Regions from separate parts of the Homo sapiens genome. Here region 1 is linked to region 2. Evidence: read pairs that join two places in POLR2A ChIA-PET (ENCODE). Cell type or tissue: GM12878. All regions are shown on one strand.

Region 1 (2,500 bases), 58 kb after region 2:
GAATTACATAGCTGTTAAGTAACAGAGACCAGATTTAAACTTGGGGGTCTAGATCCAAAGTGTAGGTTCACAACCACTACAGACTGTTGTCCCTCAGTTATAACCCATCACAACCACTGCTGAACTCTGCTGTGTCCCTGGCCCCATACTTACTCCCCAACTATCCACAATTTTTCTGAAGATTGTCTTAATGTTTACATTGTTAGAAGTGTAAGCCATACTTTGAAACTCTATCCCATTTATATACAAGCCATACCCTTAGTCAGTGGTTTGGTTTACGTAGAAAGCGGTCAGAGAAAATTAATCACATTTTTTAGATCATCTACTTTTCATAAAATACATGTGGATTTTGTCAACTCTAAAAATCACCAATTAATTTTGCACAGTTATTTTAACAAATTGTAGACTAACTAATCCACAGTTTTCCCAAAATGTTGTGACATTTTAAACATTTAGAAAACTTTAGAATATATTACCATTATTTTGATTTGAAATAATCTATTTTATGTGCATCAACATATTCAATTAACAATACTTATTTACAACATCTGTTGTTTTAAAAGTGGGAAAAATTTCCAAGAAGTTTAGGAGGTAGTTTTTGCCCTGAAATACTACATCAGGAGACAGAGTATAGTGATATAAATAATCCAGAGGAACAGACACTGTATTTGGACCAAGGGACACTACAAAGAAGCATGCTGAGCTTTAGGGGGTGAGGGATGCTGGCAGAACTCAGATTGGTGGTGAGGTGTATTTTATTGATCGTCAGCAGATAAAGGAGAGTAGAAAGGATAAGCCAGCTCATTATTATGAATATCATGAGTTGGTTTGTAATGTTTATGGTCTAGCTTAAGAATCATTCTAGAATTGCTATCTAATTTATAAACAATTACCATATTATTGGAATTGTTATTACTTCTCCATTTACTCCGTCACTTCCCCAGCACATCTGGCACATATTTCCTAACACATAGCCAGGTGCTCAAGAAATGCCTGCTGATTGATTTCATTCCTCATATAACTGAGATATAGACATGGTTGCTGGTGATAGCAATATATGAAAAAACTACACATTTCCATTGGTGAAATTTTGTTATTAAAAGGTTTTTTTCTGGTACTTCAATATTTTATTTATTTTATAATCTTTTTTTTCCATTTATATCGCAATGTGAGTGGGCCAGCACTTCTTTTTAGAATGGAAAAAATCAGCTTCAAAAATAAACAACTGCTTTAAACAACTTTCCTCAACATTTAGTTATATTTTCCACCAAGTTCTCATCCCTAAGCTACTGAGTAAGATTATTCATTCCTTCTGGTGTATTTGACTAAGCTGCCAATTTTCCCTTTTGCTATTTTGAGGAGCTAATTTTCCCACAACATAATATACATCGCTAAATCTCCAGCTTTTTGCTCAGCCTCAGATGATTTAGAAGTTTCAAGAAACATCAGTTTGGGTATGACTTATTTTATTTCACTTAAATGAATTAGAGGATATTATGTATGAAAAATGTCTTTGGAAAAAGAAAATTTTTATGTATTTTGATCAATTTTGCAACAGTTTTAGAAAGAGGACACTTTTCACTCAGATTGTATGGCATGGCATGCTTTTCTTAATATTTTCTAGTATTTCAGATGTTACAGGATTTTTTTAGCTTCCTAGATTCTTTACTTGACTAATACATCATGTACTTTCCCAAACTGTCTTTTGCTGCCACGATGAATAATCCTGAATTTTTAACTTCTTAGTTGTTCTGTAAGACTATATTCCTTCTCCCTCAGTCTATAGCTCTTGAATTTGAGTTCAATTTTTATAACTCTGATATCTTCATATCGATGACCAGTATGGAGATTTCTTTATACTCTCTAGTCTCACCAATCCCAAACAATGTAGGCCACTAAATTTTTCTTCTCTCTCAGACTCTCTGTCTCTCTTTTGAGGGTGGGTTGGCTAAAACAAGCTTTTAAAAAATAAATACTTTTAATTGCTTTTTGTTGTCTAATTGCAAACAGTTTTAGGCTTCCTAGTGAGAGAGAAGGCCATTCTTAGGGGATTCACAGAAGCAGTAGTCATGTGGGCACTCTATTTTTGCCTCCCTGAAAAGTTTTTCTAAGTACAGTCAGTTTAATGTGGATATCAAGATACCGCTTGAAAATTATATATATATGTACACACACACACACACACACGTACACACATATATATACACACATATATATACACATACATATACACACACACACATATATATATATAACAAATTTCCTAGTATTTTATTATACATATTAATATTAGGAAAACGGAAGAGCTATAGAGGAAGAAGAAGCCCCACCGTTTAGCACATCTGCACTTTCTCTTTGTCTAGGTCCCTGGCACTTGGAGATTGGGATTGACATCTCCAAAGAGAATTTGGCAAAGAGTGGCAAGGACTCTGTATTCAAAAAGCAGAAAGTCAACTCTTTAATTACAAAGTGGGAATATTACTATCTCCAGCGTAACAAG
Region 2 (2,500 bases):
AAATAATCTGTACAACAAACCCCCATGATGCATGTTTACCTGTGTAACAAACCTGCACATGTACTTCTGAATTTAAAAACATCAATTTGCATGATGATATTATATATAAAATATTTAAAACAAAAAATAATGTTACATGGTATTTATTTTGTATACACATGTAAAAATATATAAGTGTGCATGAAATGAACTACCAAATTCAATATGGTGTTTACTTTCAAATGAAGGACAGTGTGGTGGATACTCAGGAAGCTTTAATTGTATCTGTAATGTTTTATTAATTTATTTTTAAATTCTGAATCAATTTTGACAAATGTTAGAATTTAATAGCACTCAGTGTGGAGTACCTAGATGTTTATTATATCATATTCTACTGTGGGATTTTTTTTCCTGTATTTGGAAATATTTTTTAAAATGGGCTTTTAATGATTGGGAAGAATTTTTATAGAAGCCTATACAGCATATATAGTTGGTGGGAAGATTTATACTCATTCATCAAACATAAAATTAGATTTAGGTACAAATCTTAAAGCTTGAAAAGGGGAAGTTTTTCCCCTTTATTAAGAAGTGCATTTTACTCAGAGAATATGAATAAATGAGCTACCCTAAGATTGAAACTATATGAAAAATACAAAGTGAAGCAAGGCTTAATCAAACTCATGTACCCCACCACCATGACTGGAACATACCAGAACAGATGTGCATGCCCACAAATGATCTCTTTGGGAGCAGCTTGGCCTCAGAGTCTGAGTCTGATATGTTTCTGTTTCCCAAATGGTCAAACAAAACCATTTGACCCTACTTGGGACCTTACCCTTATTCATTCTTGCACCTAGTTTTTGGCCCCAAGCAAGCAGTACCCAAGGTAGAAGTCCTCAGTTCAGCTCACATCCTTCTTGCTGTCCATTTTTCTCTGTAGTTGCCGCCCAGACAGTTCACAGCTGGGTTTAATACCTACTGCAGCTCCCTCAGTCCTGAGTGGGATCACAGGTCTGGGTCCAGCTCATACCTGTGGCCTTATTTTTGCAGCAACAATGATAAGGTGAGGTCTTGGGCAAAACAGGAAAGTCTTTGAAGTTTGTCCCTGGGCCCTCCCACCTTTTTCTGCTAATGTTTCCCACACAGCTGCATTTCCTCTCAATTTTTAGGTACTTTGACCTTTGAATTTCATCTACCATTGAAACTGCAACTAGTCTAATGCTTTCACTTTCACTTTGACTAAAACTTATTCACACCAACGTGTTAACTCTCTAATGTTTTAACACTTTTAAGATTTTTACCTCTAGCTGAAGAAGGACTCTCTGTCAGTGGCAATGAGTTTAAAAAAAAAAAGTGTCAGGTTCAAAAATCCACTGTGTGAGTTATTAATAGAACTAACACTTTGTTAGTGCTAACTATGTTCCAGGAGCTCTTCAAATAGTTTTAACATGTATTAACACATTTCATCTTTGATAAAAATCCTATGAAATAGGCACTATCATTGTCCTCATTTTGCAAATGACACTGAAACCCAGAGTGGAGAAGCAATGTTCCAAAAGTGAAACAGCTAAGAAGTTCAGGAGTCAGGATGACACTAGGTCAGAGCCAACAACATTCCAGCTTTGGGGAGGAAGATTCAGGAACTTTGCTACATAATAAGAATATATGGTGATGGCATGATAATTTCACAATAATAAAAGTTACTGGGAAATGTGGCAACATTTGAGTTGATCATATTTATTTGCATTGACAAAATAAAGTAAGCTCTGCATTGCTTACAATATTTCCTTCATTAGTGTGCAACACAATCATTGTTATGCAATCATTCACAGACTATTAGAGTAGGAGGCAGGAGACCTAACTACCATTAACTGACTAGATGTGATCTTTATTTTGTTACTTAACCCCTCAGGTTCTCATCTCTTAAGCAAGGATGAGGCAGAGATCTGAACTAAATAATGTAAAAAGTTATTACTGCTCTAATAGTCAGCAAATGGGTCTGGTTAGCTTTACTGGCTATATTTTATTATAGTTTGTTGCTCAGATAACATGATCATCTGATTACATCTTAAACATTTTTTTAAAAAGAAATACTTTGGTGATTGCAATTCCTCCTGCATTGTTTCATTACTTATTAAAGGAAGGACAAGACAGTGTGTGCCACTCATTGAGAAAGCTTCCTTGAGTATGCACCAAAGCAAAGGCTGGCTGAGAATCTGCAGCAAAACAGCCAAATTTATCCAGAGGTGAGCAGAAGCCTGGTTAAAATGTCAGCTGTGGTAGGTAAAGTTTATCTGCACAGAGTTGCACAGCTCATCCGAATGTCTTGTTTTGTGAACTGTTTAGTAGAGCCTTTAAAAAGGAAGCTTTCAAAGTATACACATCCATTAAAAAATACTGAATTTGGATGAAACTTTCAGTTGCTTATCAAATGGTGACCACCATCACATTCTTGGTTTTATTTATTTCCGTTCCAGGCTGAAGACCACCTGTTGAGTACTACCTCAATCACTCAGTGGTC

Evidence for each region. ChIA-PET counts read pairs that join two places held together with the same protein. Peaks named below come from ENCODE experiments on the same cell type or tissue, not always from the same donor. Only the 100,000 strongest peaks of a DNase experiment are listed, where the experiment ranks them.
Region 1: POLR2A ChIA-PET joins it to region 2 with 11 read pairs; 2 of 35 experiments call an interaction of 5 or more read pairs at or near these places.

The regions. Positions count from the first base shown.
Region 1 is chr4:46,951,483-46,953,982 of GRCh38, reverse strand. The region is part of intron 8 of GABRA4 (gamma-aminobutyric acid type A receptor subunit alpha4); the gene reads left to right. Among named protein-coding and RNA genes, the nearest start is that of GABRA4, 41 kb to the left of the region's middle. In GM12878, no CTCF peak of the experiment used is centred here; no DNase peak of the experiment used is centred here.
Region 2 is chr4:47,009,787-47,012,286 of GRCh38, reverse strand. It overlaps a transcript of GABRB1 not described here. Among named protein-coding and RNA genes, the nearest start is that of GABRA4, 17 kb to the right of the region's middle. In GM12878, no CTCF peak of the experiment used is centred here; a DNase peak (open chromatin) is centred at 1,196; H3K27ac peaks cover 337 bases.